Regions from separate parts of the Homo sapiens genome. Here region 1 is linked to region 2. The links are chromatin contacts, found by Hi-C or POLR2A ChIA-PET in ENCODE. All regions are on one chromosome and are shown on one strand. The core of a region is the stretch at or near the end of the contact, and the rest is flanking DNA. Distances in the headings are between cores, read along the strand shown.

What was found. Hi-C counts contacts between places; a loop is a spot of excess contacts on that map. ChIA-PET counts read pairs that join two places held with the same protein, here RNA polymerase II (POLR2A). Pooled maps may share reads with other maps.
Region 1: a map of Right ventricle myocardium inferior shows a loop between it and region 2 (2.1-fold over the local background). The contact joins two enhancer-like sites. A Hi-C loop is called at or near these places in 1 of 168 maps with a recorded cell type or tissue (Right ventricle myocardium inferior) and 4 of 50 pooled maps. POLR2A ChIA-PET finds 5 or more read pairs at or near these places in 1 of 52 experiments (PC-9).

What each region holds. Positions count from the first base shown.
Region 1 is chr20:10,606,145-10,612,812 of GRCh38, forward strand. The region is part of intron 6 of SLX4IP (SLX4 interacting protein); the gene reads left to right. Among named protein-coding and RNA genes, the nearest start is that of MIR6870, 40 kb to the right of the region's middle. Within about 2 kb of position 4,290, at least 12 of the 41 ENCODE cell types and tissues checked have a DNase peak (open chromatin) inside an H3K27ac peak, as active enhancers do.
Region 2 is chr20:10,463,855-10,470,849 of GRCh38, forward strand. All of the region lies in intron 2 of SLX4IP (SLX4 interacting protein), which reads left to right. Among named protein-coding and RNA genes, the nearest start is that of SLX4IP, 32 kb to the left of the region's middle. RefSeq lists an enhancer at 2,718-3,417. Within about 2 kb of position 4,794, at least 5 of the 41 ENCODE cell types and tissues checked have a DNase peak (open chromatin) inside an H3K27ac peak, as active enhancers do.

The sequences.
Region 1 (6,668 bases), core at 3,040-5,539, 140 kb after region 2:
TGCACAAAGAAGAAATTTTCTTGCAGATTAAAAAATTATGATTAGAAAAACTTCCAGGGTAGTTATATTTGATCTTAAGAAAGATGTAAATAGAAATTATAAGCTAACATTATAGGCCTTATGTTTTTAGAACAGAAGAAATAAGCTAATTAACATTTGACTGTGCACTGATGTTTGTACCCTCATGACAGAATCCTTTAACTTTTGCATAAGTATAAATCAGATCATTCAAGAAAAGAATTCTCTATTTTTGTGTTTAGAAAATGAAATAAGTAGTGGATGACTTTTCCAGATTTTTCATGATCTATCATAGAGTTAAAAAAATTTATTTTTCTTATTTCTAAACAACGCTAGTGGTGAATTGCGTGGAAGATATTAACAAGAGATTCCTGTAGCACTAGGGAAAGTTCCTTGAGTAGAGAGAGGCTGTTTTCATATTTCACATTTTCCACAATGTTATGAACTTAGATTTTACCTAATAACTGATGACCAATATTGTACATATTCATTGTACAAAAAAGCTTTTAATCCAAATATATATAAAGAAAATAAAAACTAGCCACAACCCTGAACACAAAGTCTCTGCTAGTGATCTGGATGGTATCTCTTCATACATCATACTTAATAAACTGAGGTCCGTGTGTATGTATTTTAACTAGGACCCTATTTGTCAGTTATGTGTTTCTGTCCATTTTTTTTACTGATGATTTTGTATTTGACAAACTCTGCTACATGAAGACTTCTTATCTAGTAAGGAAAGTAACTCTCAGTGAGTTTATTATTTTCCTTTCACTTGTATGTCAGTGCTGTATGGTAGGATGCATTGTTTTTCCTCAGAATTGTGTTTTCTGTAATGATCTCTGCTTTCGATGATGTTGGTGTTATGTTTTTCAAATTAGATAAACACTTGTATTTTCTTCTGATACTTTTATGGAATGTATTTTAGTTTATGATATGAGGTCCTTTTTATTCCGTGTAGTGACCAATATTATGCTAATTATAGTCTTTAGGTTTAAGGGACAGCCGAGCTGTGTCTGCCTCTGCCACACCGTCAGTGCACACATGACAATGAGGCATCTGTAGGGAGCAGACTCTCTTTTGCCCCTTAGCAGCTGGATTTCGCTGATGACACTAAGATATTTGGGTTCTCTGCCTTATGCTTCATTTGAGCTGTGGCCAAAATAGCCATCAAGGTTCTGCTGACCTGCATCAGCCACACAAGGCTAGTCCTCACTAGCATCATCTAAGTAGAAAGATTAGTGGGACATACTGCCAAGAGACAATGTTTAAGCACTAAATAGAACACTTCTCTTAAGTCACACTACTGTTTAGTGTGAAAGAATTCTCATGGTGCTTGCCCCCTCCCAAGGCTGACTGCCCTGTCCCTTTCCAATCAGTTAAGGCCAAGGCTCAGGGTCAGAACATGTTCAACAGATAGTTAAGGAATAGATTAGGGCCACACCCTCAGCAAGTGGCCTACGATGGGCTGTTTTCCTTGGATAGCCACCATCCCCACCCAACCTTATAGGGACTGGCAGAGAGATGACCCTCTGAAAATGCTGGTAGTGAGGATGAAGATGTCCTCTGTTGGTTAGTTTCTCTAGACTAAGATGGAGAAAATAAGAAAAAAAAAAATCTCTAGGGTGAGATCATTTTTTAAAAGATTGTCTTTTGCTTGTATATTACAGTAACCTGAGTTCTCTTTTGTTAATAATGAAATTTGTTCTCTTTTCTTAATAATGAAATCTTCCCAAATGTTTAGCCAGTATTTGTGAAAAACATGGTTTGTGCCTCCTCCCACCACTGCCATTCCTGCAAGGGAACCTGCCCTTTGCTGAAGTAGAATAGGATAGGTTAAATGAATGAGGATCATTAGATAGGATAAGTTGGAATAGGATGTATCTCCATCCCCAATCCTTTGTGGTTTTTTTCTCATAGTGTATCTTTGCCTGTGCAGAGGCCCGTGATCTCCATTGATGAACCCTTTGATAGATTTGATTAGGAAAAACGTGGTGGGGAATAGAACAACTGGAAAAGGGATTTGAGTTAAAATGTAAAGACCTGGCTTTGACCACTGCCTCTCCCCTTATTCACTGATGACCTTACACAAGTCATCTGGCTTCACAAGAGCACTAGTCACCTAACTTGTTAAGCAAAGGTAAACATGATACTTTCTGTACAGCGTTCTCAAGTTTTCCTAAAGAGCAAGTGAAATAATGAATATTAAAATGTCATAGAAGGCCAGGCGCGGTGGCTCATGCCTGTAATCCCAGCACTTTGGGAGGCCGAGGCGGGCGGATCACGAGGTCAGGAGATCGAGACCATCCTGGCTAACACAGTGAAACACCATCTCTACTAAAAATACAGGAAAAAAAAAAAGGTAGCCGGATGTGGTGGCAGGCGCCTGTAGTCCCAGCTACTCAGGAGGCTGAGGTGGGAGAATGGTGTGAACCCAGGAGGCGGAGCTTGCAGTGAGCCGAGATTGCACCACTGCACTCCAGCCTGGGTGACAGAGCAATACTCTGTCTCAAAAAAAAAAAAAAAAAAAAGGTCATAGAAAGTCTAAGGCACTTATACAGTATTAATTTTTATCAACATCATTTCCTTTCTTCTCTGAAGAAGTCTTCATTTAAATGCAATTAACGCCACATTAACAGACTGCTGTACAATCTTCTCCTTCCTGCTTGAAAGGAGAAAAATACCTGACACTATCATTCTGCTTATATTATTAATATTTTCCCAAGAAACTCGACTCCCTAATTATTTTCTCCACTTGCCAGCTCAACTTTATTTTGCAGCTATAAAAACTAAAGTACCAAAGAGTTAAGTGATAAACCCCCATTTAGCCAGCCAGTCAGTGCTGGAGAAAGAGACACGCTAAAGGCAAAAACTTGTGACCTTCAGTGGGAGTTCTGTTAACCAACATCCAGAGGAGGAAGAGGAGGAGGAGAAGGAGCAGCGACCACCCAGCTCAACACCTTCGATTTCCAGTAGCTGCCAGCAGACTCACATTGAGATACGGCTTTGGAGGAAAAACCCAGTCACCTCTCTAAAGTACGTAGGAATCAAGAGACAGCAGACTTCTCAGGCTTGAATTCCTAAAAGCCCATCTTCATCAGAACACCCACAGTGATAGCACAGAGAGTTCATTAGTTAGCAGATGATTTAGAATTCAATACTCATTTTCCCAAGGATACAGTGTCATAACGGGATGAGGTTCCCAGACTAGTTCACAAAAGCTGTTACTATCATGAGCTCTGAGTCTTGGAAAGAGGAGGCCTTAGTATCTGTATCTCAGGGAAATGGCAAGAGCTATTCCTTCCACATCCCTGGGCAGAAGGCCAGCTCAGAGCAGAATTTTGAAATGAGACAATCATCTGTGGTGTGTTCTCTCTAGCTCTTAGACCCTTTTCCCATCAGTGCCCAGGGCTACTGTGGGCTCTCTCCTGGTTAGCCCTACTCCCTGCGCAGCTGGACTTCATGTTTACCCACCTCTCTCCACCATGTCCCTGTTCAGGCCCACATGCTCAGTCAGGTGAGATGTTAGGAAAGACATTATCCTTCTTTCATCATCCCGAAAGAGGTCTGTCTACCTTCCCACAGGTGTTGGCACTTTTCAACCACAGGCCTTTGTCAGAGAAGGCATTTTTTTTTAACAAGAAGACCTCCTAAAGTGGCCCAACTCTGCCTTGGATAATTCCTAGTATGTTTTCTCTATTTTTTACAGATGTTTCCCTTCTACTTTTAAACTGGAGTTACTAGCCTATGATTCATGAATTCCTTAAAATTAAAAAAAAAATGTGTATTTTTATGTTTTTTTCTGGTCAAAGTTAAATAGCTTCTATCCAATTCTCAGAACAGTTGATAAGCCTCACAATGTCAAGTGTTGGCCCAAACCCATAAATTCTTCAAAATGTCCAAGTTTGTCACACTTGTTTGGCACCAGAGATTTGAGCATAGAGGCTAAGGTTGGTCAGGATATATTTTTAGGTTCTTGAGGGTAGGTGAATGTAAACTGGAAAATCCCTGTGAAATGTATACTTCCTGCAAAATAACTTCCTTGATTATTTTCACCGATTTCATGTTTAGGGTGATACTGTTTGCAGCCACTTATGGGTGCTTCCCCAGATCTACACAAGAGCTTCACTGGCATCAATTCAGAAGAAAAGAAAACTTTTAAAAAATAATTTTAAAGAGAAAATGAGAGTATTCACTACTAACCCAAATGACAGCATTATCAGCAGCCCTGGCTCACTTCCCCTTAGAGACCCGCCCTTTTCATGGGAAGGCAGAGAAGTGAAGTCCTCAGAGGACGGACTCTGGGCCAGACACGTGTGGAATGAAGGCTTGCCCCTCACTGTGGGAACTGGGCAGATGGCTTGGCCATCCAGAGCATCAGTATCCTCAAGTCTGAAATGGGGAAGGTCATGTCTGCCTCGTGCATGTCTCACGTGGACTCACATACCAGGTGCTAGCCCCTGTGCCAAGTGTTTTGCCTTTGGTCTCAGAACAAATGTCCATCATCATTGTCATCTTTAGAGAAAAACAACTTCAGTCCCAGTGGAATTCATGCGATGCCACTTTTCATTTCACCTCCTGTTTGCCTCAGTTCCCTTGAGTCAATACATACATGCTTGTGTGTTTCCATCTTTTCTTTTCGTTATTCATTGCGACTCTGTCCCACCTGTTTTGCCCTTTTTACTTAGTTATTATCAAAAAATTTAAAAAGTATTATTAGTGAAATTTAGGAAAGAGAGACTTCTTCATTTTAAAGACAGGTGGCTTCTGCGCAGCCATTTTGCCTTGTGGTCTGGGATTGTAGTCATTGTCATTCATGCTCTGTTTGCACTGCTTTTCTGTAACTAACTGAGGCTTTCTTATGTGTCATATTTCACATCGCTGATGCTCCTGAAAATCATGAGGTGTCCACTAAAGTATGGTTGTAACGTTCTTTTTGCCTCATTACAAATTAAAATGTTCCAGTTTCATACTTTAACATTATTATATGCCCCCCAAATAAGCTGATAATATATTACACTTTTAATCTGCTTTTATTGTTGGCAGAAGGTTTTAATTATTTGCAGAGGGCTGTCGCATACAATAACCTATTCAGTGCAACAAACCTGAGAAGAGATTGTATCAGTCTTGAACCTTTTCATTTTCACGAGACAGCAAGGCCAACTCAAAGCAGCTTAGCCAAAAAAGGAAGGTTTTTGTCTCATGCCCCTGAAAAGTCCAGGCTTTAGGTACAGCTTGATCAGAGACACAAAGAATATCATTAAGACTCCATTTCTCACCATCTTTGGCTCCAGATTCCACTGTGTTGGCTTCACTCTCAGCTTATGTGTGGTGGTTGGTCCCGGCAGCCTCAGGTCCATATCCTTCCAGCAGGGGGAGGTGAGGCCTCTTGCCAGGACAGCTGTGGCTGATGCATCTCTTTGAGGCTTGTTAGTTCAGTAGTTTGATTGGCCTGAGCCACAGGCCAGTTTCTGGAGTCAGGTAGGGAAACAAGGTCTCTTGAAATGCATGGACATGGATGGGGGTTGAAGATGTGATTTTCCAGGACAAAATCTGAGCATTGCTTCCAGGAACTGAATGAGTATCCACCATAGAGGCATTATTATCATCTCTCTTTTTATAGATGAAGAAACTGGTGCTCAGAGAATATGTCAGTTGTCCAAATATCACAGTCAGGTAGTGACCAAGAGAGGACTGGAGCCAAAGTGCTCTTCTCTTTCTATAAGTCCATATCTAACCATGATGGCAAATGATACTGTGGCCATTGGGCAAAGTGAAGAGAGTACTACTGCACAGGGAGCAGGCCTCCTAGACTCATTTCTGCCCCTGACTACATGCACGGCCTCAGTCTTTGTGGGTCTCATTCTTCTCATCCATCACATAGTGACAATACCTGCCCTGATGAATACTCCTTGGGGACCAGATGAGATGTTGGGAAAAGGACTTTGGGAATCATATGAGTTCTTCATGAATACAAGGCACTCTTGCCTTCTCTCCAGCCCCACATGGTTTGTGAAGGCATCACATTTGAAAATGTGTTCAACACTCTCCAGTTTCCAAAGTTGCTTCCTACACCTCACTGCATTTAAATTTCCCAAACAGTCCTGTAAGGTAGATGAGAAACCAACCATCAAGGGGTTGAGAAGCTGGCCCTGGGACAAGCCAACAATGAACATGAGACCTTAGACTCCACTCCGTTTCACCTCTGTGCTGGGACTCGTGTGCCAGGAGCCTCAGCCTGATTCGATCAACTCTGGGTGTATCATTCTCAGCAGATGTGATTAGGAGGAATCGAGAAGCAGTAACATTTTGAATATGCCCTAAGACTATGTTTTGTAATATTCTACTGTGAATTGCCTACTTTTCAAAATACTCTGGTTGGGTTACTATTATTATTATTGAGATGCAGTTTCGCTCCTGTTGCCCATGCTGGAGTGCAGTGGCGTGACCTCGGCTCACCTCAACCTCCGTCTCCCAGGTTCAAGCGATTCTCCTGCCTCCTGAGTAGCTGGGATTACAGGCATGCACCACCACGCCCGGCTAATTTTCGTGTTTTTAGTAGTGACAGGATTTCACCATGTTAGTCAGGCTGGTCTCGAACTCCTGACCTTAGCTGATCCACCCGCATGGGCCTCCCAAAGTGCGGGGAT
Region 2 (6,995 bases), core at 3,544-6,043:
CACTGCGGCCTTGAACTCCTAGGCTCAAGTGATCCTCCTGCATGGTTCAGCTTTGAACAGAGGTTACATTTCATAATATTGTGAACTCCAAGTTTTGGAAGGCTGGGGAAGGAAACATGTGGGAGGGCAGGTATAAGGATTAAGTCTTCATTTTCCACATAAAGTATATAAAACTGAAATAATAAGACATTCGTAGGATAAACATAGTGTTTAGAAATATGTTGGCAAATTACCAGATCAAAAAGCTAAGTTTCAGTGTGGTTGCCCATGGTGAGTGAGAGTTGGAGTGAGAGAGGGGGCTGGATGAGGCAGAAGAGGCCATTTTGTTTTTTTGTTTGTTTGTTTGTTTGAAAGATGGGGTCTCCTTATGCTGCCCAGTCTGATCTTGAACTACTGGGCTCAAACAATCCTCCTGCCTCAGCCTCCTGAGTAGCTGGGACTACAGATGTGCACCACTACACCCAGCTTGAGACCTCACTTTGATATGTCGTTTTAATATGTGTCTATGCATTAATATAAAAATTAAGTGCATAAATAAAATGTAGGCTGCGTACAGTGGTTCACATCTGTAATCCCTGCATTTTGGAAGGCCCAGGAGGGAGGATCACTTGAGGCCAGGAGTTAGAGACCAGCAGCCTGAGTAACATAGTGAGACCCCATCTCTAAATTAAAAACAATAATAATAAATAACATTTAAAAGGAATTAATTAACTTATGCAAATTTTTCACATAGATGCAGCCACTTTTGACTGGGTTGAAAAGTACTTGGTTAGAGCAGGGTTTCAAAGTAACAGAAAAATTGATGAACACCAAATAGTTTGACACTTCATCTGGGTTGTTTATTCTAAGACTGCCCTTGGAATGGCATTAATTATTCATGCAAACGACTTACCCATCTGACCTTCCTGCATATGAATACTTTTTTTTTGTTTTTAAGGGCTGTGGTTCTGGCCTTGAATTCTTTTTTTTAATCACTATTTTTTAGAGACAGGATCTCGTTATGTTGCACAGGCTGAACATGAACTCCTGGGCTCAAACTGTCCTCCCGACTTGGCCTCCTACGTAGCTGGGACTACAGGCGGCACTGCCACCGCACAGCTGGCTCTTGAACTCTTTCAAGAGTTGAAGACTCTTCTGAGGCCAGACTTCCAGGAAATGGCAGTAGTGCATGAGATGTAGGAATCCTTGGAAGTATAACTTTCAGGGTCTATAGACTTCTGGGCTACTGCAGCTTCTAGCAGGGAGGTATGTCCTGTACTTCAGTGAGTGACTCTTATTTTAACTGAAAGAAGTGGTAGCAGCAGGCGCATCTCCCCAAGGCTTCATAGCAATCTTAAACCCAAGCTTTGCACCCACCCCAGTGTTTTAAAATTTCCAAAATAATAAACTCTTTAGGGTAGGGAAAAGATCTAGACCAGAGATCTGCAAATTACAGCCCACATGCCAGCTGCTTGTTTTTGTAAATAATGTTTTACCGGAATCCAGCCACTCCCACTTGTTTACATATCATCCCTGGCTGCTTTTATGCTACAATGAAGTGGAGGGTTGAGTAGTTGAAACAAAGACCTTATTGCTTGCAAAGTCTGAAATAAACACACTCACACACACTGATTTATGTATAGAATATGTATACAAATATATCTTTTATTTATCTATTTTTTTGAGATTGAGTCTCGCTTGTTGCTCTGTCGCCCAGGTTGGAGTGCGGTGGCAAGATCTTGGCTCACTGCAACCTCTGCCTCCCAGGTTCAAGTGATTCTCTTGTCTCAGCCTCCCAAGTAGCTGGGATTACAGGCACATGCCGCCATGCCCAGCTAATTTTTGTATTTTTAGTAGAGATGAGGTTTTGCCATGTTGGCCAGGCTGGTCTCAAACTCCTGACTTTTAGTGATCCGCCTGCCTCTGCATTCCAAAGTGATGGGATTATAGGCGTGAGCCACTGTGCCCGGCCTACAAATATATCTTTTACAGCACATCTCAATTCCTATTAGCTGCATTTCAAATGTTCAGTAGGCACCACTGGCTAGTATCGGCTGTATTGGCCAACACAGATCTAAATTGCTGTATCCTTGGTACTCCTACCTCCTGGTACCTTATCAGAATAAGCATTCAATGAAGTTACCTTGGGTTAAACTGGCTGCAGGTGTGGGGTAAGTTAGCAAGGCCAAGGTAAAGCCATTTCCTTTGCAAGAAATAGACATGGACACATAATGTAATAGTCATGAATGTTTATCCATTAAAACAAAACTTTAGTAAAATAAAAAAGAAATCCAAATATCAAATTATTGTTAAAAGTGTCAAGTGATACACATGGTGTCTACCTCAGGAAAGTTTATGTGTCCACCCGCTGCCTTAGAGGCATTTGAAAAAGTATAGAATGTTGCCAGGGTCGCTCTCAATAATAATTCTAACTTATGATTTTGAATTTAAATTTTGGGTCCCAGCGGAGCAGTGCTGTGAAAGTTTCCTACCTCATTGTGTGTCTCTGTAGATAATTTCCTCTGCTTCCTGCATCTGTTTTCTTGGATTAGTTAGGTATTATACTAAAGTCTAGAATTCTTTTGGCTGCAGAGCTTTCTCTGCTGCTTCCCTTCCCCCCCAACCTACTTTATTGTGGGTGGGAAAATTTTTGTTGGGAGGGCTTGATTAATTAGAAGGGATTCCTGGCTTCCCTAGCGGTGGCAGCCTGGGAAGATTACAGAGCCTGGCTTAGTGACAGGCCAGTCTGTATTTAAGGAAAAACTCGGACCCGCCAGATTTCTCTGGAATGTGCATCTGGCTTTGTCTTCTACAGGGAATGTGTAATGATCCCCTCCTCTTTCTTCCCACCCATTCCAGGAGGCTAAACGCTTTTACTTTTGCTCTTGATGGGGTTGTCTACTTTTTATTTTGGGAGAGGGGAGGGCTGGAATTTAGGGGTGGGAAGCTTGAGTCGTTTTCTGAATCTAAAGTAAAAGATTTAAGGTTTTATTAATATTTAGGAGGAAAGGAGAGATTTTATTAAAAAAAAAAGAACTCCCTGCATCTTTACTATCAATGTTTTTCTTTCCACTCTTTCAGAGCAATTATAGTTTTATATTCTTCTCTGAATTTCAGTTAACCTTAGTCTTCACATTCCTTAGAACACCACAAAAAGAGAAATAAGCCTAAGAATTGACAATGATTTCCCCTTTATAGTAAAAGTATAGAGCAGCTCTTTAAACTTTCAGAGAAAGAGACAGTTGAATGGTAAATGGGTAATCACTAGGCTTTTGTCTTGCTAGTTTGCCTCAAGGAATCACTTAAATCCTGTGTCCTAGGTTTTTTCGTCTACTTAAATGGGAACGTGGTACTGACTATTATCAGTGCTCATTTGAAAATGGCTGCGTTGATTTTGTGTATCACATTGAAAAGATTTATGCAATTATTTTCATATCAATTGAGTTCTAGGTACTGATTTTTCTACACATTTTAAGAAAGAATAAAACTGAAGTGCCTAAACAGAATAAATCACAAACATTTTAAATGGTTATATTCCTTACTGGAAATAACTTTGGAGTGTGCAACCTTTGTCCCGAAGAATGATTTTACAGAGATTTGTCCCTGTGAAACTTTTAAAGTGAAAGAAGTACCTCTATATTTCTTCTCCTGATACTTAAAGTCTGCATCTTCCAATTCCTCCTTAATTTCATGTATTCCTTGTAAGAGCTTTATGTTTTAAAGACATACAGGGTCAATGCGAGTTTGCAGAGTGGTTGATGCTATGCCCAAACTAACATAGGATGCTGTTTTCCCATTCAGTATCATTGTTCTATTGCTTTGCTCATGCTGGAAGCTGTATTTAAGTAAGTATGTGCTGATTTCGTGAAAGAATTGAAATAAAATTAGTAAAAGTTTTCACACCAGCAGTCACCCAATGAGTTTTATCTCAGGCTTAGAGCTTTTAGATACCTTCTCACTCTGTAAGGCATCTGCTCTGAGTGTTGATGACTTTGAAACAAAGTTCTTGGACTTGAAATTAATTTTTTTTTTCTAAGAGTTCTCTCTGCCTTTCTGGCCAGACACCCAGTTTTCTAGGCTTCATTTTCCCAGTCCTTTCCTCATGTGATAATAGATAAACTAGTCTGTTCTTTTTTTGGATGACTAAAAATGTGTAAATACAGCTCTGGCTTCTTATCCTCCTTTTTAGTCTCAACTTTCCACCTGCCTCCAAGAAGTTTCTGCCTACATTGATCCCTAAAACTTCAAACAAAGAACTGAGTTTATCATGGCTTTCATCTAAGCTGATTTTTGCTTTGAAAGTCTCTGATGCTGCCTCCACACACCCTGGGCTTGCCAAATGATGTCTCGTCCTTCATTCTTTAGTCACTTACTAAACGCATTCCTGCTCTGCAGAGCATCTTGAATTTACTCCTCTTAGAAATTCAAGCCTTTATTGTCCTTGTTTTTATGTCCATGTTAATCTCTGAGGACCTCTGTGCCTCTCTTCTCTTACCATTCCAGTTCATCTAGACAAGTGCCAGGGTAATGTTTTCTTAACATCATATTCATCATGTTACTTCCTTGCTTAGGTGATCAGGGTAATTCCTTTTGTTTAAATGGATCTAATCTGAACTCTCCAGCTAGACGTAAGGCATTCTGATAATTACTCTCCCCTTCCTTTTTAACTTGGACCCATGTTTGTTTTCATCTTGGAACTGGGGAACGTGGCCCACTTATTCCTGTGAAACTAATGCATTTGCATTTCCTGCAGTCATCTGGCTTTTCTGTGGTTTTCCCTCTGTTTGCTATCTCTCACCTTTTCTTCCTTGGTCCACACCCTTCAGCTTTTTCCAAGCTTGACCAGTGAATGACTTGCTTTTTCTTTGTTACACATCTAAACCTTTCCCATATTGATTTCTCTCTTGCTATGTGTTTTTTTGACTGTTATGTGCAGTTTATGTTATGTTTTATATATATTTCCAATTTGTTTTCTTTCCTAAGAACATCATCTTGAGGTGATATACATCTGCTTTTATATACATTATGCCTAGCCACATTCCCTGGGAAGAAGGAGCTGTCCTATGCTTCTTTCATATCTGCACAGACCTTGAATAATCTAAAGCAGGGGTGTCCAATCTTTTGGCTTCCCTGGGCCACACTGGAAGAAGAATTGTCTTGGGCCACACATAAAATACACTTATACTAACAATAGCTTTAAAAAAAAATCGCAAAAAAAATCTCATAATGTTTTAAGAAAGTTTACACATTTGTGTTGGGCTGCATTCAAAGCCATCCTGGGCAGCGAGTTGGACAAGTGTGGTCTAAAGCATTTCTGAAGTGCCCAGTACCCCCCACTTTCCTTGTCCCAAAGATGACAAGTTTCTTCGTCTTGGCTCATAGAGAACAGGGAAGTCACTCCAGCTTTGGATTATTTCTTACTGGTCTTTTTTTCAGTTCCAGTCAGGGAATGTTGTAATCTTCAATTTGTGGTATATTTGTTTTTTTAAAAAAAAAATCATCTCAACCTATTTCTCCTTTTAGGAGTCCACAGTTCCACTTTGAAAATATTTTTAATAATTCTTTTGAAAATAATCTCTATTAATAATCAAGATGACAATCCATAGAATTTGCTTCTATATGCTTCAGAAAAGTAAAATGTTTCAGTATAATGGTTTTGATTGTCTAGACATTATATTTTATTTTAATAATTTCTTAGTGTTAGACCTTGATACTTTTAATTTTTTCCAACATATGTACAAAGCATGTGTTTTTATTACTTATTCTAGTGTAAAAATTAATTCTTACCAGAAAAGTAAACTCAGGATCTCTTACCAAATAGATGAACTCAGTAAGCACCTTGGATTCTCTCTGAGGGCTGTAGGGGGCATCATTGTTCCAATGTTTTATAAAGTATCTTCCCGCTGTGATCTAAAGAAGCACAGCAACTAAAGTGCTTTTACAGTCGTTGGCTCGTGCCCACGTTACTATGACATCCTAAATGCCTGTTTGTTTGCCTGGTGGTTGTATGTGCACACTTGCATCCCTAGCCTTTTATGAATGTGTATATTTAGATTGCTTCTGTCATAGAGTCCTCCTCACTAGGATGTACCACCACCAAACACCGAGGGAAGACAGTCCCAACGACGAAAACTATCCAAAGTGGCCCCAGGGAAAGCATTCTCAGAGTGACACAAGACTGCCTCTTCAGTACTTCCTTTCCAGATTCAGGAACCTGGAGATGATGGTCGGAGAGTAAGGATCCTCTTTGTCCTTTGAAAGCTTTGGGACCCCAGTTCCGCCCTGGTCCCAGCAGTAAGGGCTGGAGGGGGCCAGTCGAGTCTGGAAAGAAATCCTTGAAGTCATAGTTTTATTACCATTACTGCTCATCCGACTCACCTTTCCTTTTTGTTATTATTACTCTTAGTTTGGGGGATGCTTGGTTGAGAAAGTGAGGGATGGGGTAGCGATTGAGAGTGTCCTTGCAATTTACAGTCCCAGAGAATTCCATGGAAATGACATTCCATTGAAATGGCAAAAACGTACAGCAGCGTAGCCGTCATTAGCCAAATAATGTAACGATGCATAGTGTTTGCTAATTGTGCTTTGAGATACTTCTCTAGTAGTAGGCTCTTGGAATATCCATGATTAAGTAATACAGGAAGCTAGGCCTCTATATGTGTCACTTTGTCCCATGTGAGTGTCATGTGACAAAAACACTGATTTTCAGACTGTTGGAAATAATCAGGTTATTAATAGTTACCTTAAACACTCACATACACACATGCACACACTTGTGCTATATTTTGCGAGTTTAATATGAGGTGAAAAAAGAATGTCATGCTGTTTGTTCCACAGTGGAATAGCATTATATAGATTCTGGTAAGGTATGTACCAGGTCTAGCATCCGGATCCTTATTACCTGAAAAATTCACCATATGTTACTGATTAGTATTGAGATCATGTCTGGTTCTAAATTTTTGTGGTTCTCTAAATCTATTCATTTTACTCTAGGTTCTTTGATAGCACTTCTTGAA